Regions from separate parts of the Mus musculus genome. Here regions 2, 3, 4 and 5 are each linked to region 1. Evidence: chromatin loops called from intact Hi-C (ENCODE). Cell type or tissue: heart. All regions are shown on one strand. Links, peaks and the distances in the headings refer to the core of each region. The heading gives the core; the rest is flanking DNA. Region 1 overlaps Slc45a4 (solute carrier family 45, member 4). Region 2 has its middle 20 kb from the start of Gpr20. Region 3 overlaps Ptp4a3 (protein tyrosine phosphatase 4a3). Region 4 has its middle 29 kb from the start of Ndufb4c. Region 5 has its middle 18 kb from the start of Slc45a4.

Evidence for each region. A loop is a pair of places that touch in the nucleus more often than their neighbours do. Peaks named below come from ENCODE experiments on the same cell type or tissue, not always from the same donor. Only the 100,000 strongest peaks of a DNase experiment are listed, where the experiment ranks them.
Region 2: a loop joins it to region 1, with 8 times the contacts of the local background. A loop is called at or near these places in 23 of 42 quality-filtered maps.
Region 3: a loop joins it to region 1, with 2.9 times the contacts of the local background. A loop is called at or near these places in 4 of 42 quality-filtered maps.
Region 4: it touches region 1 in a loop (2.6-fold over the local background); 5 of 42 quality-filtered maps call a loop at or near these places.
Region 5: it touches region 1 in a loop (2.6-fold over the local background); 14 of 42 quality-filtered maps call a loop at or near these places.

The regions. Positions count from the first base shown.
Region 1 is chr15:73,577,851-73,583,905 of GRCm38, forward strand. It overlaps Slc45a4 (solute carrier family 45, member 4), which reads right to left. Exons shown (of 8, transcript NM_001033219.4): 8 at 1-4,280. The coding sequence ends at 3,915. Among named protein-coding and RNA genes, the nearest start is that of Slc45a4, 44 kb to the right of the region's middle. In heart, for the core only: a CTCF peak has its summit at 3,472; no DNase peak of the experiment used is centred there.
Region 2 is chr15:73,684,491-73,690,545 of GRCm38, forward strand. It overlaps a transcript of Gpr20 not described here. Among named protein-coding and RNA genes, the nearest start is that of Gpr20, 20 kb to the right of the region's middle. In heart, for the core only: a CTCF peak has its summit at 3,326 (motif pointing left); DNase peaks (open chromatin) are centred at 1,011, 2,501 and 3,311; H3K27ac peaks cover 501 bases.
Region 3 is chr15:73,756,853-73,762,907 of GRCm38, forward strand. Ptp4a3 (protein tyrosine phosphatase 4a3) reads left to right here. Exons shown (of 6, transcript NM_008975.3): 6 at 1-1,914. The coding sequence ends at 62. Among named protein-coding and RNA genes, the nearest start is that of Ptp4a3, 12 kb to the left of the region's middle. In heart, for the core only: a CTCF peak has its summit at 1,830; DNase peaks (open chromatin) are centred at 2,979 and 3,789.
Region 4 is chr15:73,778,311-73,784,365 of GRCm38, forward strand. No RefSeq gene overlaps it. Among named protein-coding and RNA genes, the nearest start is that of Ndufb4c, 29 kb to the right of the region's middle. In heart, for the core only: no CTCF peak of the experiment used is centred there; a DNase peak (open chromatin) is centred at 2,766; H3K27me3 peaks cover 812 bases.
Region 5 is chr15:73,639,901-73,645,955 of GRCm38, forward strand. It overlaps a transcript of Slc45a4 not described here. Among named protein-coding and RNA genes, the nearest start is that of Slc45a4, 18 kb to the left of the region's middle. In heart, for the core only: a CTCF peak has its summit at 2,727; DNase peaks (open chromatin) are centred at 801, 3,931, 4,981 and 5,371; H3K4me3 peaks cover 2,374 bases; H3K27ac peaks cover 1,976 bases.

The DNA of each region.
Region 1 (6,055 bases), core at 528-5,527:
GTTCTTCCTGCTACTGGGTCCCAGCACAAGACCTTCAGGAGGCAGCAGGGAGGCAGCTGGGACGCCCAGGCTGCTCTGTGCTCCTGGAGGCCCAAGGGTTGCTGTCAGAGGGGCTATCTCAGGCTTCCCACCATGATGCTGGCTTTTCATGAAGTGGTGATGAGATATGGATGTGCACGCCCCCTGCCTGCCCTGTTTTAAGTCAGTCCAGCAGACAGCATGGCTGCCTTGCTGGGCAGTCCCCAGGCACTCTCGAAAGCTCACATGCAGAGGGGTAAGCCTGTTTCTGGTGACAGCCATTGGAGGAGGACCCACCGGTGGCTTCACCGGCACAATCCAGGTGTTGGTTGGTGGCTGAAGGCAGAGGTTCAGGGGGAAGTGGCACAGCTAGGGGGCCATGGCGTTTGGTGCATGTGAGGTTGATGAGCGTCCGGTTTCAGTAGATGTTTTAGGATACTGACCTGTAGCACACATAGCCATGGTTGCTGCTCCCGCACAGACCACCGGCCACAGACAAAGGAAGCCATTAACCCCATGGGTTGCAGAAGCCAGTGGTACCAGGGAGATAAGGCAGCCAGGCTGCAGCTGATGGGAGGGGTCACCACACCTTCTATGACATCTGGGCCACTCCAGGAGGCTACTATCCAGATCCTGCTCTGTCACTCCCAACTTTGTCCAAACCGTCCCTCACAGGGCCCTGAGGATCTCAAGGATGGGAGTCTGAGGGCTGTGCACCTGTCGGTGTGAATATTCCAGCTGAGACCTCAGGCTAAGAACAGATAATGTCTCATAGCTAGCTTTCCAGATACCAGGAAGTGCCACCATGCCATTCTGCCCCCAGGCTGTGGACCACTTAACGGCTTGTACTCTCTTGCAGGCAAACTTTAAAAAATGTTTTGACTTTCACGGGAAAGAGAAGCGGGCTCCCTTCCGTTAGTAACCTGCGTGCAATTCTGTGGCCTGGGACCAGTGGAATTCCTGCTAATCCCCTACCACACAGGTGCTTTTCACGGCTAAATCCCAAGGTATTACAAAGCTAACTCCTCCGTTTGCATCCTCAGCACTGGCCACAAATGGGCATCTGCTTGACCCTTCCAGTCCCCTGGGTCCACGGAACCCAACCACCTTTCCTCTCGAGATCATAGGCCACGGAAGAGCTACTCAGGTGCACTCTCTGGGATGGATCCCAGTGCCCGTGAGTGCTGGGTCTGCAAGTCCAAGTCAGGAAACAGAAGTACCTGGTCTGGTCTGAGCAATACAAGCTTTGGCATCACCCACTGCAAAGCCAGCCCTCCTCCCTTGGCTTCTTTAACACAGAAGCAGTGGCCCTGATAGTTGTCCATTGGTGGCATCTCAGTGAGGGAAGGGCTAGGCAAAAGGGCCTGGCTACTTGTGTACCCTGGATGAGACAACATCCACCTCAAGGCCCATGGTTCACTATATTTATCTGCAAGGAAGCCCAGAAATCAACTCTATTATCACCCTTGGGTCTCAACCCAAGGGCCCTCACACTGGCCAGACCCACAGACAGAGGCCTTTGGATGCAAACATCTAACAGGCTCAGGTCTTAAAAAGTACCAGATGTGCAGCCTGATCTGACAGCAACAAACAGGCATGCCTCTGGCTCACTGTTCTTACTGGTTGTCAGCATTTTACTGGTGGCTTTGCCAAGACCTGTGCCATAAACACTGTCCTTGTGGTACTTCAGATTATGGTAAGTGGAAGCCATGGCATTTTAAGGTCTGGACCACTGTTTGGGGCGATCCTATTATCTCTTGCTCCTATGGGTGTGGTCTCTGCTAGACCCCAACCCCCCTGTCAGTTATTCAGCTTCAGTGGGGAAGGTCTGCAGAAGCCTTTGGGTGGGGTGTTGTGAGCAGCGTGTGACTAGGACCTCACACTCATTTTGATGGTTCCAGGTTTTCCCCACTTAAGTGTCCTATGCGTCCTTGCCTCCCTCTGTCCTCCTATGGCAACGTGGAAAAGCAGGGTGCCTAAAAACAAGAGGCTGTAGTCCTTTGTTTCAGGAATGAGGGAATACCATCTTAAAACTATGTTGCACAAGAGTGACCTGCTAAGGATGCTGGTTGGAGGGAGGAGCCCAGAAGTGCCTGCTTCCCCAAAGAGACAGAGCACCCCGCTGATGGGGCTGAGCTGGCTGGGGGCTTAGCACTGGGACTGTGTTTGGGAGTCCAACTTCCCCTACCCAAGAAAGAGACCTGCAATTCCATTCTCAACGGGGAACACAGAAAACACTGGAAGGTGGAGACAGTTCTCTGCAGGCATAGGCTCGAGGGAAGACCCAGGCAAGGGGAAGGTACCCTTGTATCCTGAGCTTGCCTCTGCTTCCCAGATATAAAACACTAAAGACGACAAAGTGCCACCTGTGTGGGGAATGTGGCAAGAGAGCCCAGGCCAAGGACATAAACACAGCGTTCCTTTGAAGACACAGAAAATTCAAGTAATTTATTTAAAAACTGCTTACTTTCATCTTGAAATATATATGTATATATATTTGCTTTAGAATGCTCATATTGCAGCATGATTCTCATGCACTTTAAAGTACTTTATGTAAAAACACCAACCGAGGCAACAAGAGCACGGCTCTGACTTCATCTGGGTACCATCCAGGGAGGTTCTCCCTCTCCTGAGTGCAGACCGAGAGACTGGAGTTGTTAAACAGAGACGTCGTTGGAAAGTCTTTACCCACAGCCGCACTTGCTGAGCCTGCTTCCCTGAAGCCCAAGTTCTGCTCGTGTGCAGAAAGCGGACACTGCACGGATCTTGGGTCAGCAGCCCGCCTGCTCAGGCAGGATCTTGGGTCAGCAGCCTGCTCAGGCGGATGCTTGCTGTTCTTTGCCTTCATCCCACTCCAGTGACCATCAGCAGAAGCAGGTGATGAGCTTGCAAGACTTCAGTTAGGTTCCAGCGAGGATCAATGTCAGCAATGTGGTAGGAGGTAGGCTCGGCCCCTTCCCGCGCCCTGCTCTGATGCCACTGTCTCCCACTCTCGAGGTAGCCGTGCAGCAGGACTCGGGAGCCGATGCTCACCTGGAGGAGCTCTGTGCCTGATTTCCAGCCAAACGTGTAGAGACAAGCTGAAGTGTCCCACGGAGCCAACAACTGCCCTGTGGTGGCTTCTGGGGAAGAGCACGAGGGTAGGGACTGGACAGACAAACTTGCACACAAGCACGCAGGAGGCACACTGAGAGTTCACATTCAGCCCTACTGGTTGGTGCTGTCCCTGGGTGGGATGTCTGGAGGCTGCCCTGGGGAATGGCTGCCTTCTGCTCAAACACCTCTGGGACCTTTCCCCAGCTTTGGTGTGTGGTCTCAGCTGTGCACAGGATTGCGAGCCTAACTCGCCAGAGATGATGTTCTTCTAAGAAAACCACAGTTGTGAAAAAGAAAATACTGTTTCTAAAATAAACAGAAAAATACTCTGAGGCGCTGCAATACCAGACTGATGCTGAAGGTGTCTCCAACAGACACCTGCTGGGCAATCTGGAAACTACGCTGCTGTCTGCTGCCTTCAGATGATATCTGCCAAGGGAGTCAGTTTCTGCACTTCCAATTACTGGTTTAGAAATGCAGACCCTTATGTTTTCTAAATTGCTTATTGACTATGCTGTGAATATTTCACAATTTAAAACATGCAGAATGATATACCTGCAGAATAAAAGACAGCTGAAATTAAGTTCTTTTTCAATAAAAAAAGATTTCAAATGATTTTTTTTTAATCGTGGGAAAGGTAAATTAGTGTGATATTTTTGTCTAATAGCTCAAACCTACCCTACACCTAACACCTACTGAACTTGGACTGTGCTCTGGGAAGGAACTCCAGCTCGCATGGTATGGGCAAGCCTAGCCCCCAGTGCGCCCTGCCCTCCAGTGTGGAATGTACCAGCGGGGGCTCACACCATGGACTCCGTCTCCACCAGCCCCCGAAGGCCCCCTTTCCGAGACAGCTTCAGTACAGTGGGCTTCTCACTGCCCGCTCCACCCTCGCCTTCGCCAGCGGGCCCTGAGGACAGGCCTTTCTGTTCCTCCTTAGGTTCCTCTGACACCTCAGGGTAGATGACCAGGAATGTGGCTGTCAAGAAGCCCAGGAAAGAGCCTACAGAGGCCACTATGGGGATGACAACGATACTATTCACAGCGTCGACCACGCCCCCAAGGGCAGATGCAACCAGGATCTGGGAGATGTAGACCTGACAGGAGAGGATGGCGCAGTCAATGCCAAATCCACGCTTGGAATTCCCCGGACTGTGGTGGACATACTGCAAGGGAAGGGACACAGGTGTGAGGGCACAGAGAAGGCGGTCTTCATTAGTACCTCAAGGCTATGCGCACTGACTGCACTGAGGGAGAAGACACACTCTCCTAAGCTAGGCAGCTAGCAACTGGATTCCCCAGAGCCCAGCCTGGCACTGGGCATTAAAAAGAGAGGTAGAACATTATGGCTCATAGCGGGAAACACAGAAGTAGTTCTACAACCTAATCAGGACCTTATTCCCCAGAAAACTACCTCCAGTCCTAAGAAAGAGAGGCAGGGCAGACATAGGGGTGCCCCCCCTTACTCTGAAGATCTCCTTGGAGAGCAGGGAGCTCTTCACTCACATGCATGTGGGCTCAGGTGACAGAGCAGGGAACACCAACCAGGCAGTTCTATTTGTTCATGTTTCTTGAACAACATGAACATGTGCATGCCTGGCACAACATGGCTATACTCACCCCCAAGTCTCCAAAGGAGACTTTGTCCTAGAGATATGAAGGCCAATCTACCCAGAAGATGGAAACCACAATCAGATTTTAGACTTGTGTACACCATAGTCAGAGGGAGATTTTAAAGACACCTTGCAGACACCAGAAAGAACAGAAGAAAAGCCCGCCTTACTCAACCGACAGAGGCCACAGGGCGCACCACCCATTTCACCATATATGGGACATGCTGGGCCACAGATGGTATAATCAATCAATTTAAGGGCTGAAATCACATATGTATGCTTTCTCTAATTTTAATTATTAGAAACCAATCTACTACTACTATCATTAAAACTCCAAAATGTCAAAAATTCACCATCATACTGAATAATCATGCTGAATTCAAATCATGGGTTCAGAATAGAAATCAAGACAAAAAAATCTGTGTACATAGGGAGACAGATGTCAGCACAGGTGTCTGTCTTCCTCTGCCACTCCTCACCCTGTTCTCTGAATAGGGTCTCTCACTCAGAAGAGGGTGGTCTAGGCTACGAGCCCCAGGGGCTGTCTTTGCTCCCTGGCACTGGGGTTATAATTATGGGCGCATGCTACTATACCCCAGGTCTTACCTGGGTCCAGGGTATCTAAACTCAGAGCCTCATGCTTGGATACTACCTTTATCTACTAAGCTATTTCCCCTAGACCTTAGGAAAATCTCTGAAAAAAGATTTTTTAAAAAGTAATACAGTATCTGGGTGTGGCTATCCGTATTATGGATCTCAGCACTCAAGAAGCAGAGGCAGGGGGACTCTGTAAATCCCAGGCCAGCCCAAAGATACTAGTGAGACCCTGCCTCTGAAGGAAAAAAAGAAAAGCTGTATATTGAAACCTCTAGGTGTACATGACAGCTCATGTCTGTAATCTTAGCACTCACTAGATAGAGACAATAAGGTTTCTGGGAGTCCAGGCTGAGCTCATAGGAATTCTTGACCAACACAGGCTACAATGTGATCACAGAGGTGACCCTGAATAACAGAGCGGAGCAGCTCAGGATGCGTGGCATCAAGACCTACTACAGAGCTTCCTACTTTAAAGAAGAATGAACCACACCTGCCAAGAACAGAGAGAACTGGCCAGAGGCACAGTACATGCACTTACATGGCCATCTGGTGACAAGGCTAGCAAGTGGTTTAGCCTTAACAGTTATGAAGTCTGTAGAGTAGTGATCTATAAAACACCACCACCGTTAGGAGTGGGTGTGGTGAGCATGAACTGAGAGAATTGATTTTGCTTTAATGATTAATGGGATCAAAGGTGTGCACCGGCGTACCAGGTGCATGCTTGTTCCTTT
Region 2 (6,055 bases), core at 621-5,620, 110 kb after region 1:
CTATGCCTTGCTCCCTCCTGGAATTTTTAGCATAGCAACCTGAGGAATGAGGGTCATCGTGACCATTTTAGCAATTAGGAAACAGCAGCTCAGAGAGGCAAAAATCACAAAGCCAAAGGTCACATCAGCCGAGAGCTAAGCCTTGCTCCCATCCCAGTTTTCCAGCCACATAGATTTCATGGGGGAACCCACCTCGAAACCAGAGCTGTGCTTGGGTGGGACCTGGGGCCTCCTTCCCTCCATCTCTTGCCCTAGCTCTCATGGTGATGCCCTCATATCCCACTCCCCCATGTGCAGGACTGTCCTGCTCTCTCAAGGGTCCGTGGAGAACTTGATAAGAGACACAGGCTGCAGTGGGTGGAGCTGAGCCCATCTCAGCAGGGCTCCTAGAAGCTGCCATCTATAGCTTCTATAAGGGAGTAGGAGAGGGAGGGCTAGAGCCAGACCTGGCCTGCAGGGCTTGGGAATGACCTGTGACCACACTCCTCTTCTCAGACCATTGCCACGTCTCACGCTCCTTAAGGGTCCTTGACAAGCACAACAATCCCAAAAGTTCTCACACTGAGGGACTTGGGTGGCCATGGCCAGAAGGCACAATCATGGGTAGGAGGTGTGTGGAAGTCTCTGGAGCTAAAGAGAAGATGTCTGATTCATTTGTGGAAAGTTGAAGCTTTGAGCTCCGCCCCCCATTCCCGTCCCCCATCTTCACTGCTACCTTTGCTCCAGCAAAGAGCTCCTGGCAGAGGGGCAGGTGATGGACTTGCTCGCTTTTTGAATGGTGACAGGCTTCGGGCAGTGGAAGAAAGGGTGGGAGAGCTACGATCTGATCAGAGAGGTGGCAGGCATTTTGCCTGTCGCAAGCTCTTGCTGTGGCTGGACCGAAGATGGTTCTGGAACCCAGAAGCCCTATGGCAGGCTAGAAAAGCTGATGGAGCCAGCCGTTGGTTGATAGTGGCCTGCCATTCCATCCTATCCTCTGCGGCCAAGCAGCTTTTATGGCAGTGTCCCAGTTCTACCGGGACACTGGTCCCTACTGGCCTACTGGTCCCTAAGGCCTGCATTATCCTCTCGGTGACTTCATGGCAGAGGCCCAGGACTGCATGCCACTGGCACCTGGCATACTTCCATCACTCTGCCTGCTGCTTCTTTACTGCCTGGCTTAGGGCAGTTGCCAGCACTCTGTGGTTGGATATGTAAGGTGCTGTTTGCTGGTACACCCCTATCCCCAGACCTGTTTTTCCTGCCCACGCAGTGGGCTCAGTTGCCAGCCAGATCCTATGACTCAGGGAAAGCAATGTTCTGGGCTCTCAAATAGCAGAGTGAATTATGGTTATTTGTTTGTTTGTTTGTTTGTTTGTTTAGAGGTAGAGTCTCTCTATGTAGCACAGGGTAGCCTGGAACTTTTGATCTTCCTTTTTTAAAAAAAGATTTTATTTATTTTATATATGTGAGCATACTGTCACTGTCTTCAGACACACCAGAAGAGGGCATCAGATCCCATTACAGATGGTTGTGAGCCACCATGTGGTTGCTGGGAATTGAACTCAGGACCTCTGGAAGAGCAATCAGTGCTCATAAACACTGAGCCATCTCTTCAGCCCCACTTTTGATCTTCTTGCCTCAGCCTCCAGACTCTAATGGTTATAGGCACGCACCTCTGTGTGTGGCTTGTGCATACGATTATTTTCCCTTACTATTTATGTATTTCGACCTTCTGTGTAAGTGTTCACTTGCATGTATGTATGTATGTATGTGCATCACCCATGTGCCTGGTGCCCGTAGAGGTCAGAAGATCATGATGTATCCCTAGGAACTGGAGTTACAGATAGTTCTGAGATGCCATGTGGGTTCTGGGTACCGAACTCAAGCCCTCTGTGAGAGCAGTCAGTGCTCTTAACCACTGAGCCATCTCTTCAGTTCTGAATAAAATATTCAAACTGCTGACAATGGGTGACCCTGGGGTGCTTTCTGCTCTCACAAATCACCTGTAGTTGTAGTTAGGTGTATCTGGAAGGAGGGTGGTGACTCTGTCCACAGAGCCCACCAGTTTATGGCTGTAAAGGCAGGAGGCTTAGAGGCATGGCCCAAGGGAGGGAAGAGACTTGCTTTCTGTCAAGCCCCACCACCGATCCTGGGGGTGACTCCAGGCCCAGTTACTTGATGTCCCTTCCTCTTTATGTCCTCATTGTCATATAGGGAAGACAATACTTGCTTGGCAGTGTGGTTAAGAGAGTGGCTCTCCAGCGTGTTAGCTTTATACTGGACAGAGTGGGACTCTGCTCCTGGATTAGGGCATAGCTCACACACTGTGGAGCTGGGCCTTCAGGCTCCAAGGCCAGAATCAGCTGATCTCTTTGGTTCCTGGCTGGCGCCAGGGTTTAAGTGCTTACAGACAACTGGTTTCTTGGCTGACACTGTACACAGTTTACAGGCAGGGACGCCTCTGAGCCTAGAGCGTGGTTTACTCGTGTAATGCATCAGGAGAAACTAAGGTCAAGGTTGCAGGCCTGCTCAGCCACAGGGCCTGGCCTCTAATGGCGTCCTTAACAAAAGGACAGCTAGCTCTCTTTCTCTCCACTCCCAGGCACTGCACATTCACATGCCAGGCAACAGGCTGGCAAAAGCATCAGGCTGCGGGTAGCTCGGGCCAAGAGCCAGAGATCAGGCTCATTATCCCTGGGTCAGAGAGCCTCTACCCTGCTCAATCCTCACATCACACCCCAGGGCAGCCCCCAGCCCCTCATCAAAAGCCAAGGCATCCCCTCTGTTTCCCTGTCTCTAGGCAATTGCTTGCTGTGCTGTGCTGTGCTGTGCTGTGCTGATATCTTGCTCTTCAAGTGTGGCCTTTGGATGCTCTCCCACAAGAGTCTCGGTGTCTGCCTCAGACGGAAGTCCTCCCGGATGGACATTCTACCTGTGCTGAGCTCAGGGTCCCTTCTGCAGGGAAGGGTACATTCAGAGATGACTGACTGCCCATATACTTCCCATCAGCACAGATGAGGACATGGTGTAGGTGCTCAGGACCCAAGCTGTGTAGCTGAGGAAGTGGTGTGGGTGTGTGACCACTGTGCTGCCCTCAGTGAGACCCTCCAAGACGACAGCCATATGGTGAGGAAGTCCTCCCAGGACCCTAGTAAAAAATGGTGAAGGCTCTGCCCTTTGCTAGAACTTGTCCCCCTACTGGGGAGGTCCTGCCCTGCAGTTGGCTGAGCACAAGGGCCTCTGTCTTCTAGACTTGGTGCTCCAGGTGGTGGAAAGCCGGCTCCTCTGGATGACTGTCCGGATTTCTGACACCTGTTCCTAGCCAGCAAGCGCCACCTGGTGGCCTCAGGTCACAGATACTCCGGTGCAAGTGCTGTCTCCAAGGCTACAAGTTGGCCTCGCTCAAAGATCTATTTCAAGTCAGGATGAAGCTCAGTCGGCTTGCACCTGGCCCGGAACCTGGGAACTGCTCTTTTATCTCTGACCATTTCTGATGGGTGGGATGAGTGCCAGCTGAGGATTCTATCACCGAGACCACAGTGTGTGTTGGTATGTGCTTGTGTGTGTGCACGCACACGTGTGCAAGTCTGTCTGTGTGTGTACATGTGTGTGTGTGTGTGTACATGTGCTGCTGGGAGAGAGACCTTATATTACATGAGGCATAGCATAAGAGAAGAGACTGAGTGAAGAAGTGAATGGGCTAGGCTTTCCTGGGGAATACCCCTGTTTTCGTAAGCAGCTCAAACGAATCGCTAATTATTAAATGTGGACTACCAAAGACTGCCACATAGATTCCCGAGTCTGTGCACATGTGTATACATGCCCCCTCATGTATTCTGACACACAGATGCACAGACTCATTACACACACAGGCGCCACACGCAGGATGCACTTAACACACAGGCTCTGTGACTGCAGACACAGTGTGCCTCCTAGCCACCTCATGCTCCTGCCACTGTGCTTGACTGAGCCCTTCTTCAACTCTAAGCCTTAAATAAACCCTTTAGTTTCGTCTTTTTTTTTAAAAAATTTATTTATTTATTAAATGTAAGTACACTGTAGCTGTCTTCAGACACTCCAGGGCGTCGGATCTTGTTACAGATGGTTGTGAGCCACCATGTGGTTGCTGGGATTTGAACTCTGAACCTTCGGAAGAGCAGTCGGGTGCTCTTACCCACTGAGCCATCTCACCAGCCCTAGTTTCGTCTTTTAAAATATTTTTATTTATTACTTGTTGCATGTGTGAGAGTGCAGGTGGGAGTATGCCGTGGTGTGCATGTGGCAGTCAGAGGACAACTCACAGGATTTGGTTCTTTCCTGTCACCTGGTGGGGCATGGGAATGGGACTCAGCTCTGTCAGGCTGGCATGCAAGTGCCTGTTCCTGCTGAGCCGCCTTACCAGCATCCTTAAGGTGTTTCTTTTCAGTTGTTGAGTTATGGCAATAAGGAAAGTAACACAGAGAATTGCTGCGGGAAGCGGGGTCCTGCCCCTCAGGAGACCTTTCCTATCGATCCAGCCAGAGTGCAGAAAAACGTCTTTCTATTGGTGCTGCTTCAAACCCATTCAGAAAGACAAGAAGGTGCGCAGCTCTGCCTTTTCCTCAGACCTCCATATCTGGGCTACCTGTAGGAAGGTATCACCCACTCTGAGGGTGGGCCTCCCTTCTCAGTTAAACCTCTTTGGACATGGTGTCTCCCAGGTGACTCCTTTTCCTTTCAGGTTGTCAGCCATGACAAGCATCACGTGCACACACATGCATACAGACACACGGACACCTATGCAAAGGCTTATAACCATGTATGCACAGACTTATACCATACATACACATATATACATGGATATACATACATATAGACTTATACCTGTGTATATGCAGACTCACACATAAATATACATACACAAATATACATGCACATGCAGATACATATACAGATTAACATCCATGTATACACAGACTCACATGTCATACATATACACATATCTATATGTATACATACATGCACACACAGACTTAAAGCTATGCATACACATACTCACACATGGTGTACATATATACTTGTACACACATGCATATACAGGCATATACATGCAGACTCACATCTATGTATACATAAACACAAACTTACACGTACACTTTCATATATATCTGCATATGCACACTATATGTATATATGCAGATATACATTCAAATGACTAGAAGCATGTGTTTCCGTGTTTGTAGACACATGTACCAATATATGTATAGACACTTATTTGTATGTTTTTCTTCTGAGACAGGGTCTTATTATGTAGCCTATGGTGACCATGAACTTGAGATAATCCTTCTGCATTGGCCACACACGCTCACTTATTCTTGTATTCTCACTTTAAGGTAGACAAAGTCCACTAAAGGTCAGAAGAAGACCTTAAAAGAACATGAGCAATTGGCAGAAAAGTGGAATGTCCTGTTCCTTTGGTTTGGACCTTCCCAGGACGCCTGTCCTCATGAGGCTATGAACTCTGGAGCAGGGCTCTGGAAACTTCCCTGATATGACCCATGGCTTTGCTCTAGGAAGAATGAGGTGGGGACCTCAAGGTCTCAGGTTCCCCATCACAGACAAGAACTTGACATCATGGGTCAGTGTGGTGGGGAGGCTTGGTACATCTTATCACTGTAGGTTTGGGTGCCTTTGCTATGCAGGGGTGGGAGGTAGCAGCCCTGGTCTGGTCAGGAAGTGAAGCCCACTGGGACCTGGTCCCTACTCCCCAACCTGAGGTGCTTCCTTTGTTGAGTAAAGCAACAGGAGGCTGGAGCCGTAGGACTCATGATCTTCTTAGAAACCTGGTTACTGCCGCCAAGAAATGACAGGCTTTGTGTGGGCAGCAGATGAGAAGCAGGAAGGTGGTAACCTTGGTTCCAGCTCTTCAGAGCCCCATCCCAGATTAGCAGGCTCTGGCCTCCAGTGCCTTTCCTACTGTGTCCCCTGTGAATTGGTGGTTTGTGGACCCAGTCCATGTAAAATATAATGACTGCCCCAAACCCGGAAGTACTGTTATGTCATCAACCTAGAGAGCCCACTATGGCAAAGAGAC
Region 3 (6,055 bases), core at 623-5,622, 180 kb after region 1:
CTAAGCAGAGACTGAGGTTCAAAGACCCACACACGCACAAGACCAGATGCTGCGTCATGTAGCTCAGGCCCTGGCCCTGTACCTCATTACATCTGTGTCTAAGGAGTCCAACGGCTATGTGCGTCCCTGCTCTGTCCCCATCTGTACCCACGGCTGTCTTTCTGAAGCTGTCCCTGGACCCTCTGCCAGTCCTGTCCAACCCCTGTCCCTCACCCCCCACTGCCCAGGCCTTCCCCCTGGCCTGTGTATTGCAGGTGGGAGTTTTTAAACCACTGGGCCCAATGCCTCAGCGGCGTGGCCCTCACCCTAACCTTTTTCCAGCACCTTTGTTACCAGGTGCTCTGGACTCTCAAGGCAATAAATCAGGAGCTGTGGATGTGTGTGAAGAGTGTTATAGAGCAGGGGAATAGGGTGTGGATCCCGGGAGGCCATGGTCTCCATCTCTTCTGTCCTATTGCTGCTGCTGCTACTGCTGCTGCAGTGGCGTGCCTCCATGGCGCCCTCTGGTGGCCATCCCTTGCTCTGCCTCCCTGACTTGTTCTACAAGTTCTTGACGCAAAAATCAGCACAGCTTGGACTGGTGACGGTTTGTAACATTAGGAGGTGAGACTGATCACCTCTGCAGGACAGAGTAGGGGGTCACTTGGAACTTTCAGTGGCCTCCACCCCCGACCTTCATGCAACCAGAGGTGTGGGTTGCAGGTAGATCTGAGTGTAGATGGCCTTTGGTGACATGGGTCTGCCTAGGACCTCATCCTGCTTATAAGTTCTGAGCAGTGGGCTGACTCTTCCCTTAGCTGAGGAAAGGGTATCATGAGGGACAGGGCTGGCTATATGTGTGTCTTAGCCAGGGTTTTATGGCTGTGAACAGACACCGGGACCAAGGCAACTCTTACAAGGACAACATTTAGTTGGGGCTGCCTTACAGGTTCAGAGGTTCAGTCTGTCATCAAGGTGGGAGCATGGCAGCATCCATGCAGGCATGGGGCAGCTGTAGCTGAGAGCTCTACACCTTCATCTGAAGGCTACTAGTGGAAGACTGATTTCCAGGGAGCTAGAATGAGGGCCTTAAAGCCCATGCCCACAGTGACACACCTACTCCAACAAGGTCAGACCTCCAAACGGTGCCACTCCCCAGGCCAGTCGTATTTAAACAGTGACAATGTGTCAGTGTGGATGTGCTGGCTGTCTTATAGCACTGACATACTTAGGACGTGATCCTCAGGCCTTTGCAGACCCAGTCCCCTCTGTGCCCAGAACAGAGATCCAGGGCGCCTCTCACTGGTACCTGCTGCCTGCTTGCATCATTCCCTCTTCAAGTTCCACCTAGCTCTGGACTAGGTCCCAGAAACCATCCGGGCCCACGTAGACTCCCAGCAGTCCCTGTTCTTGCCTGTCCTAGTAGGGAGTGACAAGGTGTAGCCAAACTCAGTAATGGTGACCTTGTGTGGGCTGGAAACTCACTACCCCGGTGCCATATTTCCACAAAGTCACTGGTTTTTGTTTTTGTTTTAGTCTGCCAAGCTTTTTTTTTTTTTAAAAGATTTATTTATTTTATGTATATGAATATACTGTAGCTGTACAGATGGTTGTGAGCCTTCATGTGGTTGTCGGGAATTGAATTTAGGACCTCTGCTTGCTCTGGTCAACTCCGCTCACTCCGGTTCGCCAATCTCTCTCAGTCCTTGCTAGCTTCGGCCCAAAGATTTATTTATTATACATAAGTACACTGTTGCTGTCTTCAGACATACCAGAAGAGGACGCCAGATCTCATTACCGGTGGTTGTGAGCCACCATGTGGTTGCTGAGATTTGAACTCAGGACTTTCGGAAGAGCCATCTGACCAGCCCCAAGCTTTTTTATTTTTATTTTTTAAATCTTTAAATTTAAAAAAAATTATTATTTGTTTGCTGTATGAGTGCTCTACTGCAAGTAAATCCACATGCCAGAAGAGGGCATCACATCTCCTTATACGTGGTCTTGAGTCGCCATGTGGTGGCTGGGAATTAAACTCAGGACCTCTAGAGGAGCAGCTACTGTTCCTAACAACTGGGCCATCTCACCAGCTCCTGCTGTCCAAGTTTTAAGCATAATGTCACTGTCCCGAGAAGCACATAGTCTAGGGGCTGGGAGAGGACATGGTGTTGGGGATGCACCCAACTGAGGGCATGCAGGGTCTACCTAGCAGAGACTTCATAAGGCCCAGTGGATGTAGTGTGGCGGCTCTTGGGTGGCAGGCACAGAGCCCAGAGTAGGAAGGCTAGCTAGAGCGTCCCTTGGTGGATCTGGCCAGTCTAGTGAGTTCTGAAAAATGACAGGCTGTGATGAGAGATTCTCTTAAGCTCTGGGCCTACAGGGCCTGTCTGCCATTTTTTTCTCTTTTCTTTCTCTTTCTTTTCTTTCTCTTTCTTTTCTTCTCTCTCTCTCTCTCTTTCTTTCTTTCTTTCTTTCTTTCTTTCTTTCTTTCTTTCTTTCTTTCTTTCCTTTCTTTCCTTCCTTCTCTCTCTCTCTCTCTCTCTCTCTCTCTCTCTCTCTCTCTTTTTTTTTTTGGTTTTTCGAGACAGGGTTTCTCTGTGTAGGCTGTCCTGGAACTCACTCTGTAGACCAGGCTGGCCTCCAACTCAGAAATCCGCCTACCTCTGCCTCTTGAGTACTGGGATTAAAGGCGTGTGCCACCATGCCTGGCTCTGTCTGCCATTTCTTAAATAGGGACTGAGGGGGAGGGTCTGCCTGAGAAGGGATGGGTGGGGGTGGGGGAGGGGCTCTCAGGGAGTTAGGTACCCTCTTCTGGACTCTTGGGCTTTGTCTGGGGCTGGCTGGTGGGCCCTGCTGGAGGAAGATGCTGCCCTGGGTAGAGAGGCCTGCGGTGATGCTAGTCACTTTACTGGTTCCACAGCCCATGTAGAGCTCTCACCTCTGGACTCTGGAAGACCTTCCTTTCAGGCCCCGCTCCTCCCGCTCAGCGGTGGACATTATGGCCTGGGCTCCGGTCATGTGGAGTCAATCCCACCCCTGAGCTATCATCAGCAGAGTCTACCACAGAGCTTCCAGGTTGTCCCTGCCCAGCCTCTCCTTGTCTGTCACTGCCTGTGTCCTGGAGTCTTGCCAGCATCTTCTAAGGGCTTGGCTGGGGTACAGCAGAGGGCTCAAGGGTGGCAGGCAGGAAGCTGGCAGTTAGTACAGTTTTGGTTTTTTTTTTTTTTTTTTTTTTTTTTTTTTTTTTTTTTTGGTTTTTCTTTTGTTTTGAATCTAGATTTTTCTTTCAAGTGAAAAAAATGTTATACAACCAAGCTCTCTGGACAGGGCTGTTCTGGGGGTCGGGGGAGGTAAAGGTAGGGAGAATGGCTCAAAGTCACTTCTTGGATTTTGCTGACACCTTCCGAAAGAACGAGAGCTGTCTGGTGGTGTATTCCCAGATGCCGGGTTCTGGGTTCTTTCTGAGGTCTTTAAAAGCTTCAGGAGAGAAAGGACAAGTCAGGTCAGAGGTGACCCTGGCTTGGGAGTAATCCTCCACCACCAACTCTGGTTCCATCTGGGTAGGAGGCTCAGAGGGCCCTTTCTAGCCATTGACCAGCATGGAGTGCCTTGGTGGGGTGGGGTCTCTTCAGGAGGTTCGGGTCCCTGTCTGTGCCACCATCTGAGATGGCCATGCTCCAGGAAGCTGGGAGGGATGGAGACAGGCCCAAGGTGTGGGCCACTTACTGGAGGATAACAGCTGGATGTCCTTGTCATTTATCATCTGTGACACTGCCTGGGGATGGTTGCAGGTGGTGTACCCTGCGTAAGATGGAGAGAGAGTCATGGCTATTGGGTGGGGGCTGCTCAGACTCAGGCCCTCCTTCCCACCCTCGTGGTGGGTGGTCTGGGTGAAACAAGGGCTTCAAGCCTGGTCGGCCCATGCTGCCCACCTATAAAAAGAGCTGCCCAGGTCTTGATGTGGTGGTGACGGCTGTGTAGGCATTTGATGGCCTGTGATAGGTGGATGCTGAACTCCTCCTGGCTGCGGGTCATCTGGCCAGAGGAGAGCTCTCTTGTCACTGCCATTGGCCTCAGGGACTGTTGACCTATACCCTGCCAGCCTCACTTCCCTGGGAAGGGGAGTCCACGGGGGGGGGTGTGCATCTATCTATCTCAGGCCCCCACTACTGACCCTGTACCCTGGTCCCTCACCAGGAAGGTCCAGAGGAAGTGGCGGGCGCTGAGGCCGGTCTCCCAGGCTAGAGTGCAGAAGAGGGTGTGCCGTGGCTGCCAACGGAGCAGCACAGCACAGCGGTAGAACGTGAACTTGGCCTGCTGCGGAGACAGCCATAGGAGGGGTCACCCACTACCCATGGGTGACTGAGCCCTGGGGTTTCCACTCCCCGAGACCACAGCTGCAGTAAACAGCCCAGCAGCCTGCTGTGCTGGTGTCTGGGAAGCTGCTGTGGTCTCGGGGAGTGGAAGTGACCCGAGGGTCACAGTGCCCTGTGGAAGACAGGGAGATACCCAGCTCTGTCTGAGCTTGTTGGCTACTGTTGTCCCCTCCCCCGATGTCAGGGACTCCAGAGAGTGGAGCATGGTAAGGCAGGCTGTATTCATGAATCAGCAGGCACACTGTTGGTCTGTGTCCCACCATGCTCTTCTGTAGCTGGTAGACCCACAGATCTGGCTGGCTGAATACGGCAGTGTGTGTGGGAGGGATTGGTGATCTGGGGAGCCCTGTGGGTAGCCCGACCTGGCTTCCCTGTCCCTTTGCCAAGATCAAAGGGATTGCAGGTTGGCACTGACCATGACAACAGCTGGACACTGGTCCTTCAGGTGCAGGAGCAAAGGCACCATACTCTGGCATACTTGGGTCCGCATGCCGCTCAGCTCCCTGTCTGCCACCGTCGCCACCAGATCCCCAAATAGTGACATAGCTGCTGCTCGAACTTTGTCCTGTTCCTATGACGCAGGAACTTAGGTTCTAGTGTTTCCTAGCTTGGAGTCCTTTTATCTCCTCAGACTCCATCAGACAGGTTCAGGGGCCTGGGATAAAGTTGTTTCTCCTCCCTTGGACTCAGGCTTTCTCCCAGACAAGGCTTCAGGCCATCCTCACATGGAATTATCTTGTCCTCTGGTGCCCACTGTCACCCTGATCATGAAGGTAGCTGGGTGATTTATTCCCAGAGGGGTTGGACAAGTGTGACTTGGCACTCTTCAGCCATGAAGAAGGCTGAGCACCACCTGGTGGACCCCTGGCTAGATCTGGTGCACCCGTGGGCTCACAGCTTGGCAGCTGCCTTGGGTTCAGTGCCCAGGTACAGTGAGAAGGCAGAAGGGGTCCTGAGGCCCAAGGGAGGGGCGGGGAGGGCCCAGGAAAGCACACCCAGCCACGCCTGGCTCTATTCTCACGTCATCAAAGAAGTAGCGGGTGTTGACAGCGATGCTGAGACTCTGTGCGCCTGCGCCCTGTGTGCCTAGGCGGTGCAGTACATCCGAGACCATGCCCATAATGCCTACCACCACTGCCTCGTTCTTTTGGAAGAGGCCATTGAGGAAGGCTGGCAGCTGACCCTGGAGCAGGCTTTCCTATAGGGAAGGTAGTGGGCGGTGGGTGGAAGGCACAGGTCTGCCCCCTTCACCCGGCTTCACCTGGGGTACTTGACCTGAGCCTCTGCCCCTGTCTTGCCCTTGAGTCTGGGGTCTAGTCTGGTTGGGTGGGGTTGGTGAATAGATGGGTAGGTGGAAGGGTGGAGGAATGGGTAGATGGATGACTTCATTCATGGACAGGTGTATATATGTATGTATGTATATATGTATGTATGTATGTATGTGCATATGTATGTGAGTATGTATGTATGTATGGAAGGGCAGGTGCTATGGAAGGCCAGGTGGGTGGGTTAACAGGTTAAGGAGTGAGTGCTGCATTGCCTCCACCCCACCCCACCCCATTCTTAAGCACCCTCTGTTCTAGATGCAGTGCAAAGGGCTTTGTTGACCATGGTCACTCTAACGATTGGGACTGCCTTAACCTTGTGCACACATCTAAGTCTAGTGGTACTGGAGTGAAACTGGCTGATGGTCAAGGATATTT
Region 4 (6,055 bases), core at 352-5,351, 200 kb after region 1:
GCCACGAGACTCCATTGCTACGAGGTACACAGACTCTGTAAATGTTATCGTGGGGACCGTGCCTGGAACTGAGGAAGACAGACATACATTTCAGCAGCGAACGGAAATGTAGCAGTAAATTGGTGGGCACTGGAAATGGTGCTGCTTGCTGAGATCGGCACTTTCCTAGATTCCTTAAAAGACATCACAGAGCCTGGTGGGAACGGTGCAACTGTGGCCTCTTCACTGGGAGTGGAGAAAAAAAACTTACCAGCCCTATAGGCAAGCTCCATGCCCCCTCCTACACACACACACACACACACCTCAAGGCTATGCAACAGAGGCAGATAAGAGAAACTTCTGGAGAGTGAACACAGGGCAAAGGGAAGCTGGGACTGGATCAAAACCACCTTCAGTAAGATGAAACCACTTGAAGTCTTAAAATACAGCGGAGGAGAGAGAACTCTGAGAGGTCAAAGCACCAGCCACGGGGGAGGGAGTTAAACAGTAAGCCATCTTCAAATAGCATGGGGAATAAAAAAGAGAAAAGGAGAAGACAGTGGAGGAGGAGGAAAGATGGAAGAAAAGAAAGAAAAAGAAGGAAGGATGAAAGGGAGGAGGAAGAAGAGGGGGTGAGACCTGGTGGAGAAAGGGAAGGAAGGAAGGAAGGAAGGAAGGAAGGAAGGAAGGAGAGAGATATCCCTGTCAAAGAAGAGAAAAGGACCCAAAAGAATTAGAAGGCATATGGTGCTGGTGCCTACCACAAACCCAGTCTTGGAGATGGCTTGGCCTTTGCTGTACTGACAGAAGGTGGAACAATTGAACTGAAAATCCCACAAAACATTCCAACAGCGCCAACAGTAGGAACAACATGAACAGGGGCGTGGTTTGCCAAAGAATGGCCTCCATAGGCTCATAGCTTTGAATGCTTGGTCATTAGAGAGTGGCACTGCTTGAGAAGGATCAGGAGGTGTGGCTTTGTTGGTGGAAGTGTGTCAGTGGGGGGTGGGCTTTGAGATTTCAATCTCTCTCTCTTGACCTATAGAATAGAATGTAGCTCTCAGCTACTTCTCCTGCACCACAGTTGCCTGCCATAATAACTGACTAATCCCCTGTAACTGTAGGTAAACCTCCAATTAAATGTTTTCTTTTATGAGAGTTGCTTAGGTCATGGTGTTTCTCTCCACAGCAATAGAACAGTGACTGAGACATACAGCTCTAGAGTTATTGCAAAAACTAGAAGACAGGAGTCAAGAATCCACATTCTGCCAAACGAAAGCATGGTCAGGCCTATCACAGCAGTACCGCAGTCCCCAGTACCACCTTCTGTCTTAGCCTTTTACTGTTGTGAACAGACATCATGACAAGGCAACTCCTATAAGGACGACATTTAATTAGGGCTGGCTTACAGGTTCAGAGGTTCAGTCTGTTATCATAAAGGTGGGAGCATGGCAGCATCTAGACAGGAATGGTGCAGGAGGAGTTGAGAGTTCTACATCTTCATCTGAAAGCTGCTAGCAGAATACTGACTTCCATGCAGCTAAGGTGAGGATCTTAAAGTGACACGCCTATTCCAACAGGGCTATACCTTCTAATCGTGCCACTCCCTGGATCAAGCATATACAAACCAGCACAGTAAACTTTTTTTAAACAATGAAGTGAACTTGGTGGATATATTAAACTCCACATTGAGATGACAGGCTGTACTTTTTTCTTGAAGACCCAGGCATCCTTCACATAAACAGTTTAAAGGATCAGGGAAGTCCAGAGACCACATTTGAATCTGAACACAATGGAAGTACAAAGTTGCTAATGGAAACTGGACACCTCCCTGCTGAGATGAGAATTCTCCCTGGAGAAGACTGTAGGCTCTGGGAGCACTACAGAGCACTGTGGAGCAAAGTTAGCACCCAGGGCAAGGACCTGTGAGCTGTGGCTGGTTGGTAGAACCTGACCTGGGAAGGAGGAACTGGATAAGAACGAGGGGGAGAAGGTAGGCAGGACAGCAGCATGCTGGCCCCACCAGAGAGAAGCTTGCTGGATCCTGGAGGGGTAAGAGATCCAAGGAGGAGTTTGGGTGAGGGACAGAGTGGGAATTCTAGTTTGGAAAGGGGAGAAAGCACTCTTAGCTTTGAGCAGGAGTTCCACTATCAAGAAGTGAGGAGTGACTCAGGCCAGGTATGGTGGATGCATGCTGGGGGGCATGGACGGAGGATGTGGGATCCAGAGGTGGGGTATTAGGGAGGAGGGGGATCATGAGGAGTAAGGAGAACCATGGTCTATCTCCAGGGGTCCAGTGGCATGGGAGAAAAGGCTGAGGTGGCTGCAGGAGGCTCTCAGAAGAGTAGGAAGAAGAGAATGAAGACCAGGGCAAGGCAGAGGGGGCTATACTGATGGATGCTGAGGCTCTGTGGTTGTCAGGGTCCTGGCAGGAACACTCTGGAATTAGGGAGCACTTAAGTTGGGTTGTGGAGGCTGGGGCAGATGTTTCATGTGGAATGCCAACAGGGAGCATGCCTAAGTAAACAGAGCTGCTGACTGCCTCTTATATGAAGCATTCTGGGTTTCCTGTAGGCTGTGATGGACAGACAGGAGGCAGAAGCTGTGGCTCTGGCCTGGGGGAGGATGGAGGGTAGGTAATGGGGTCAGTGAGGGGGATAGAGCTAGGTACCTGTCCAGGGGCGAGGAAATGTCTAGGAAGGCAGCCACCAGCTCTGGGATGTGGTTTCGGGCCAGTAGGGTGATGACACGCAGGGCACTGTCCTTGGCTTGGGGCATTTGGATGGTACAGAGGTGGTGGTGGATGGCCTGGCCCATTTTACCAACCTGCTCAGGGGTAGGGAGTAGTGGGATCTGGTGGGGGATCTCGCCTACCCTGCACACCTGACCTGAAGCAGACTGAGGCATCTGGAAAAGTTGGCACCTCTTATCTTCCACTGGGGTACCCTTCTCATCCCATCGGGCTCATGACACACTTTCTCTCTCTCTGCACCTACTGGACCATTCTATTCACCACTGTCTGTATCCTGTTACCCCATCAGACCACAAGCTCTAGAAGCTCTGGTCTGTTTTACCCTGTCACCTCATTTCTCTATGGTCCAAGGCTGCACTGAACTAATGTATATTTATACCATGATCTAGCTGTTGTCATCAGGTGACTCTATGAGTCACCCCTGCATCTACCCATCTATCCATTTATCCATCCCTCCATCCATCCATCCACCCACCTATCTGCCCACCCATCCATCCACTCATCCACTCACACACCCATCCATCTATCCACCTATCCACCTATCCATCCATCCATCCATCCATTCATCCATCCATCCATCCATCCATCCATCCATCCATCTATCCATCCATCCATCCATCCATCCATCCACCCACCTACCCACCCACCCATCCATCCATCTATCCATCAATGGGATTGTCTGCTGCCTGCAGTGGGATCCCAGTCTTCCTCATGGTCCAGAGAAAAGGCCCTAGATTCTGCCTATTGCCTAACCCCCTACTCTGCCCCTCTCCTCCCTGGCCCTGGGTGGGGCCCCAACCCCTCACAGTCGACAGGCTGTCCCCATGCTCCTGGATGACAAGGAGAAGCAAATCAGCAGCCGCTTGCACCCAGGAAGAGCTGGAAGAGCCCAAGCCCTCAATGGCTGTCCAGATGAGGTCAGTCAGCTCTGCCATTTCCAGATGATCAGCGATCTCCTGTGAGAGTAGAAAGCGTGTCACCTTATCACTTCAAATTCCTGTGCCTGACCCCACCTCCTTTACAATTTTCCTTTGTCAGATTCCCTAAATCTCTGGGCATCCTCTCCTCTAAGGTCTTGGTGTGGGCCCAGTACACAGTCTCTTCCACCTCCCCGCCCGTCCCCACCCCCCTCCGGTCCCTGCCAATGCCTAGGGACAGGAAGAGAGAATACGAGGGCTCTTTTCCCCAGTCCATGTTGGCTTGCTCTTGGATGCTTTGTTTTATCCTTTCCTCTTCTCCTCTTGGCCCTAGGTCATCCACATGTTGTCCTGAGTTCAGAGTAGTGCTGCCCATGGTTAGGCCCCACTCCTCCTTATTAGGGTTTTAATTAATGAGACTTGAATGTCAGAGTTGCCAAGGATCTTCCAGGCTACCTGCTCTGATCTCTAGTCCCAGAGAGGGACCATGGAATAGGGTGGGGAATATATGGGCCAGTCTGGTGTGGAACTCAGGACTACTGTCCCATGCATGCCTTTGAGCCTCCAGCTGGGCCCAGAGTTTCTGTTCTAAACTTCTCCATGCTCGGAGAGTACACTGCAGCTGCTGAGTTCCAGAGTCCATGGGATCAGATCAAGTCTTGCTTGGGTACCTCACAGACTCCCTGAACTCACAGGTCTTATGCTGTGTCAGCAAGGGCCATCCAGCTAAGGCCAGTACCTAGATCATAGCCTCAGATTGTGGCTTCCGAGGAAAACACAATTCAAACTCTGGTGTGAAAGGAGTGGAAGAACTGTAATGGAGAAACACTCTAGAGAAGAAGGTTGGAAAAATTAGAGAAAGGGATTTGAGGAAATCCGCAAAGGCTCTTGTACAAGGTTCACACTGTCCAGTGTCTGCTGGTGTCCCTCTCACCTGCCTGGCTCTCCCTCAACAGCTTAGAAAAGAATGTGTTTATCACTGCCCACAGATGTGGCAGTCTGCTCTGGCTATGCACCCACCCAGCTGAAAAGACTTGAAAGGCTTTGACCTTGAGGGCTTGGTTGCTGCTCATGGAGAAGATGCTGTGATCTTTGGATGCCATCCTCCGGAGGATTGGAGAAGAGCCCTTCTGGTCTCCACTACCCCAAAAGGCAGCTCCATCTGCATCAGGCCCGAACAGGTCCCGAGGACTTTCCCTCTTCACTTCTAGAGTTTCTCGGGCTGGTCAGGGCAGGCAGGGATGTGAACAGGACAGAGTGGGCTGGAGTTATAGGGCAGGGCAGGAGTCCAGCTGGGACCATTAGTAACTGGCATCAGGCCTGGGAGTTTTGGGTTCGGGGGTTGCGTTAGTAGAAGGTTATGGCTGGAGTCAAGGCTGGGCTGATGGTGGACTTGGGGAAAGGTAGAGTTCAGGGGTGCTGGTATGAGCTCACCCAGGCTGAGGTGGGAGAGGGCCAGGTGTGCTGTGTCGCTGAGAACACTCACCTTTCTGGTACATCAGAAGCTGATAGAGATGGCCCAAAGCTTCTAGACTGCAGCTGTGGATGTCCCTGTTAGAGTCCTGGCACAGGATCCCCAGCGTGGCCACCAGCTGCCCGATCCTTGTGAAGTTCTCTTTGGTCTATGTAGAGAGCATGACATTGAGGTGGGCTTACCTACAGCATCTCACTGGCTCCTCATGCATCCTAGAATGGCCTCCACCAGAGGATATCTTGCATTGTGTGGTAGGGGTTGGAGTTACGCAAAAATAAAATGACTTGACTCCAAAACTTAGTAATCAAAAGAAAAGAATGGGGTAGTGATATGTGTTTATGTGTGTATACAGATGAGTGGTGTGGCCTTAGAACAGGTTCTATGTGTCTTAAGACAGTGAACTTGTAGGAGACTATCTAAATTGTTATTCTGATCTCAGTTTTGGATCCAATAAAATTATTTATAAAATAAGCAGCCACTCTGTGGACTATAGTTACATTAAAACAAAAAAAGGATTTATTGAGAGACAGGGTATTCAGAGATAGAATGGTCTAGGAATGGGTGCAGAAACCATTGTGACTTGCACTGGTAAAAGCCATTGTCACCTGGCAGTGGTGGCACATACCTTTAATCCCAGCACTTGGGAGGCAGTGACCAGTGGATCTTTGAGTTTGAGACCAGCCTGGTCTACAGAGTGAATTGAGAGAGGGAGGTGAGGAGCTGGGGAGGGGTGAGGAGCTGGGGAGGTGAGGAGCTGGGGAGGTGAGGAGCTGGGGAGGGGTGGAGCTGGGTAGGTGAAGAGCTGGGGGAGGTGAGGAGCTGGGGGAGGTGAGGAGCTGGGGAGGTGAGGAGCTGGGGAGGTGAGGAGCTGGGGGAGGTGAGGAGCTGGGGAGGTGAGGAGCTGGGGAGGGGTGAGGAGCTGGGGAGGGGTGA
Region 5 (6,055 bases), core at 577-5,576, 62 kb after region 1:
GAAACACACAGAGAAACCCTGTCTTGAAACAAACCAGAAAATAAATAAATAGGTAAGTAACCAGACAGAGGTGGAGCGCCATCGCTCAGCAGGTAGAGGAAATTGCCACATGAAGCCACAGCAAAGCAGGAAAGACCCACCACTCAAGTTGTTCTGACGCCCACATTTTGCACAGTTGCACAGACATTAAAAAAACTGTTAAAAAAAAAAAAACTGCAGTGGTGGCGCACAGCTTTAATCCCAGCACTTGGGAGTCAGAAGCAGGCAGATTTCTGAGTTTAAGGCCAGCCTGGTCTACAGAGTGAGTTCCAAGACAGCCAGGGCTTCTCAAAAAACCAAAACCAAACCAAACCAAACCAAACCAAACCAAACCAAACCAACCCAACCCAACAAACAAAAACCAAAAACCCTAAAACAATGGAGGGCTGGGCATAGAGTCATTATCTTTTACTCCAGCATTGGGATGAGGAGCCAGAGGCAAGAGGGTGCCTGGAACTCACTGGCCAGCCCCCAGGTTCAGTAGGAGACTCTTGATTCAAAGTTAAGGTAGAAATCTGTAGAGGAAGATACCCAGTGTTAGTTTCTGCACGCGCGCGCACACACACACACACACACACACACACACACACACACACACACACACGCGCGCACACACAGTGATGGAGAGCTACAGTGGTGGCAGTGAGCACCGCACAGGAGGCCCTAAATTCAATCCTGGGCCTCCAAAAATTTGATGGAAAAATACTCCCTCCTTACTCCAAACCAAAAATCACACTCTGCTGATTGGCTGCACTTCCCTCAAGTGGTGACTAAGTTGCTGGCAACAGAGAGCTATTTATTATCCTTTGGCTTACAACATCTAAGTGACTGCATAAAATTATGCAGTAGGACTTGTACACAAAGTACAGTGTCCACTGCATCAGAGCCAAATGCATGCCCACCTCAACACCTCAATCTTTCTTTTTTATCTTCTAGTCTAAAATGTGGCTTTTCTCACTCCAGATTTTCCCTTGTCTGAAAAGGGGGATGTGGTGGCTAACCGAGTCATGTGGCTGCAAGTTCAAGAGACACTAACTACAAGATCTCAAGCCAGGGGTTGGCTGTGTAGGATCCATTGGCCACGCAAGATCCTGGCATAGCAGGTCCCATGCCAGGGCCCTTCCCTCTCTATCAAACTGTCCAGCTGGGAAAACCCTTCTGTAGATGTGGGAAGGTTCAGCTGGAGACAGGGAAACCTAGTCTGAACAACAGCTCCCAGTTCTGGGCTTGAAAGAGGAAAGGAAGCTAAGCTTAAGGTTCAAAACTATAACTGGGCGGTGGTGGCACACACCTTTAATCCCAGCACTTGGGAGGCAGAGGCAGGCGGATTTCTGAGTGAGAGGCCAGCCTGGTCTACAGAGTGAGTTCCAGGATAGCCAGGGCTACACAGAGAAACCCTGTCTCGAAAAACCAAAAATAAAATAAAATTAAATTAAATTAAATTAAAAGAAAAAAAAAAAAAAGGATCAAAACCGTAAAGCAGACCCCAGAGCTTACGACTGTTCTGGGTTCCGCTTGTGAGCAGCCTGGCACCCTCAGAGCCCTGCACTCGGAGGCCATGCCTAGCATCAAATAAGGATGAACAAGACAATGAGAAGGTTAGCCCCTTTTAAAGGAAACCCAAGCCAGGAGTGGCAGTTCACGCTGGGAATCTCAGCGGTTTTGGGATAGAGGGAGGAGGATCACAAGTCCAAGGTCATCCTTGGCTCCATAATGAATTTGAGGCCAGAATGAGCTAGGAGACTCTGTCTCAAAAAAGCAACAACAAAAATGGGCTCCTCCAGAAAGCTGATTCAGTGGTTAGAGCACTTAGTCTTGCATAAGATCTGGGTTCAGTTCCCAGCACCCATGTGGTGGCTTACAGCCTTCAGTAACTCCAGCCCCAGGAGATCCTCTTCTGACCCCATTGGACGCAGGCACAGTAGGACATACATTCACACACATAAATAGTAAACACCAAAAATAATAAAGTCATACACACAAAATAATAAAATAAATAAATCTAAACAAAAAACCACCAACAACCACACCTAAGCATTAGCTGAGCCACAGGGAATTTGGAACTGTCCTCTCTCTGGCCTCAGACTGCCTGGCCTTCCCACAGCTCCCAAAAGCCCAGCAACAGTATCACTGGAGACAGATACACTCGGCCATCCACACTGCCTGTCGGACTCTCTGTGGCACGAATACCCACACCCTCCAAGGAGGACACAAGGCTGGCCTCTTGAGAAGGGGCATGAGGAAAGCTCACAGTAATTACAATGAGAAACAAAACACAAATGGGCTATGTCTGCTGAGTCTGTGGTATCCACTCTTTTCCTTTTTTTAAATAGGTCTCAGGCTAGAGAGATGGCTCAGTGGTTAAGAGCATGGACTGCTCTTCCAAGTTTGATTCTCAGCATCCACAGCAGACAGTTCACAATTCCCCAAGACTCCAGCTCCAGCGGGCTGGGAGGCTAAGGCCTCTGGCCTCTGCAGCCTACACGCTCATGCACATATCCATACAAAGGCACACATATATAGCTTAAAACAAAATTTAAATATTGAAGAAAAAGGGGTCTCCCTACATATGCCAGACCGAAATTGAACTTTCAATCCTGCTGCATCAGCCAGCCTTCCTAATGCTACAGTGTTTTATTCTTAAAAACACTTCACAGAGCCAAGCACCTTGGTACAAAAGTGTAATTCCAGCACTTGTCAGGAGGAGGCACCCAGGAGGTAGGAGTATCAGGAGTCCAAGGTTAGTTTCAGCTATGAGACCCGGTCTTTAAAAAACAAAATCCCAAACACACACAACCAATAACAAACCCCAGGCACACTCCAGCCTTCACATAAAAAGCAGGGCGGTGCCAGTCCTGAGCCTGACCAGGCTCCTCAGGCTGGGAACAGGGCTGTTTTTTCCCCTAGCATGGAAGAGGCCTCAAGTTTCTCTGAAAGGGAGTATCACAGGGCTCAGAACTTGATAGTGCTGGGGGGGGGGGGGGAGGGATGGGGGGGGACGACGACACTCGAGGCACATTTTGAAAGTTCCCATTTAAAAAGTCCCTTGTTCATTGACTTTGGTGGAGCAGTTACGCTAATGCAAACAAGGAGAGCTTGTCTAGGAGCTGGTGGGGGAGGTGCTTCAGCTGAGCCCTCTGTAGACTATGGTTTGTGGGGTCTTCTCCCCCCCACGATGGCTTTTCATACATGAGACTGTCCCCACTGCTGAACCTTTACTGGACACCACTGAGCATTTGTGTTACCTGGCCTGCAGTCAAGGCTCTCTCCTAATGGCATATCACTAAATGTACCTTCGGTGACATAATTACATTATGATTAAAAAAAAAAAAAAAAAACAGGGAACCACTGGAGGCGAGCATAGAGTAGCATCTTCACCCACCCTTAACAAGAACACAGCTTTTAGCACATTCTGGTTCCACAAATTACAGGCACAGTTCTGCCAGGGGTGTTCCCCAGGAGGGCACTAGCAATTTGGGGTTGTCTGCCACCTACAATGATCACCAGCCACTCTTATTCCATGCCAGGCCACAAATCTGTCAGAAACCACCCCTGGCTGGCTATCCAAAGCTGGGGCACCAGGGTCCCCAGGACAATGAGAGGGCACAAGGCAGGGCAACCAAGGCATCCTAAACCCCACCACCCTTGTTCAATGCCCTCATCTGCCTTCCTGATAACAGATGAAACCAATTCAGCATCCCCTGGACACCAGCTCGAATACCTTCTGAAGATCCTTCCCTGCACTAGAGACCAGGAGTGGCAGCATCATAGCCCCCTTCTCCCCAGCAGCTCCGCAGGGCAGTCAGACAAGGGCAAGAACGGTTTACTGCTCCCCCAGCCCCGACTCCCTTCTCTCCAATAAGCAAAGTTGGAGGGTGTTAAAAGCAAGCTACCTTGGAGATAACCCGGTCCAATCTCTGGCCTGCTTTCACCACGCAACAAGGGCCAAAGCTGCAGCACACAGCGTCTCCGCAAGGAAGCCAGTGAATCTTCCAAGGCACAGGGTGCTGGCCCTGGGCCACCTCCCTTCACAGTCTCCGGGTTAAGGCAGGGATGTTTCCCAAATAAATCACCCCCACATATACCTAACATGCATTTCAAACCTTTCAAAGGAACAACTTCTCTGCAGCAGTCACAAAATTGACCACAATCAGCCCGACTGCCACTCAAGTGTAGGATTTTCAGATGACCTACTTCCCCAATCTCTCCCCCAAAGCACTTGATTTCTTCATTATGCTGGCGTCTCTTCCCACCTGGAGCCCACACAGCTTCAGGCCAGGGTCACTGCCTCTCCCCCTTCTCAGCAGCGTCTGCAAAATCTCTGCAGAGCCTTAATCAACTTGCTCTTCTAATGCAGGATTCGGAGCTAAGCAGCAAGAAGGTGTTGTTCACATTTGTTTCCAAGGTGGAGGAGGCTCCCGGTTTCAATGACCAGCCATTTGTCACCCTTAAGCAGTAAGGCGCCCCTCCAGCTTTTCACTTATGCTTTCCTACTACAAGGAAAAATAACAGAGGAAAAGATTTCCACCACACCCTACCTGTCAGCAGACAGTGGAGCCAGCTGCAGAGAATTTGCTTAGAACACACTTCACCGTGCAGTGTGGCGACCCAGGTGTACTAAGGCCCACCCGAGGAGTTTCTGGGCCTAGATGACCACTAGAAACAACTGCTTCAATCGCTCATCTTCCAAATTCTTTTTTGTCAGGCATTCATCTTTCTTTGAACACCTCAGTACAACAAGAAGCTGCAAGCCCCATGTGTGGTCAGCTAGGGGACCAGAAGGAGAAACTAAGGCAGAAGTTGAAGCCATATCCTGTCGGTATCCCGCGGGCAATGCACAAAACCCTGACTTCCCCAGGACACCTAGTACCTCTTCCCACCCATAGCTGGCCTCACCTTGTAGAACTCTTACGAATAACTAACCAGTAGGCTGTGCTGCCCAACTTGGACATACCTCCCCTGGAAAAGCCCTCCGCAGGAGTATGCTCTCCGGGCGCCCATCTAGCGTAGCACACCTTGGAGAGGAATGGGTTAAGCTCAAGGGACTGGAGGAAGATTGGTCTCGGGGAGAGGGACGGGGCTTCTCCAAATCCGAGGCTCTGCACCCGGAGCGGAGCGTAATGCTCCGGTCTTCTCCAGGGACGAGGTGGGCTTCAGGAAATAAAAAAAGGTGCCTGTAAAGGGTCAGGCCACCAGCTAGCAGCGCTGCAAGCAATGCGTGTTTGGGGACAAGAATAGAGAGCGGTGACCCAGGAGCATTTCAAGGTGGTGGGCCCAGAGCCGGTGAACTCCCAGAAGTTAGCAAGGGCTGGGCAGAGGAGGGTGTGCACCCAACGCCAGAGGCGGGAGGTTGAGTGCTGGGGTGTCCCCGGGCGGGTGTGCAAGGAGTGCACACACCGCGGCCGCAGGGCCCGGGATGCGGACCAGCAAGGGCAGGTGCGGGATGCACCGCAGCAGCCCGGTGGGGGCGGGGAGAGACGCGGGGTCGGTCGGGCCACCGGTTCGAGGCCCCGACCGCGCGGAGGGGGGCGGGGCGGCAGGTGCGGCCGCTCACCTGTCTCCTCCGGCCGGGGCCGCGGGGCTGGCGGGGCTGGCTGGCGGCTGGGGTGCGGGGCCCCGGGCGCACCGGGGCGGCGGCGGGGCGTCCGGGCGGCGGCTGCGCCCTCGGCGGCGGCCGGCCGGGCGGGTCCGTCAGTCAGCTTCTCGGACGGGGTGCGAGCGCTGCGAGGCTGCGGCCAGCGCGCGGGGACAACGCCGCTTTATCAGGTCGGAAACAGCCGCTGCGCGCCGCTTCCGCTGACGCAGCGCCGGCCTGCGCCTCATGACTATGCAGTGGACTCTAGGGGCGGGGCCTGAGCCGCGGACGTCCATTGGTCAGGAGCGGCCTGTGGCCCCGCCCCTACGAAGGTCCCGCCCCCTACCGCGCCCCGCCCTGGGCCTGTTGGTGGGCTCTAGAAGCGGTTGTGCGTTTGGCCGCCCTCGCCTGGTTTTCCTGCCAGACACCCTCAAGGTCTCC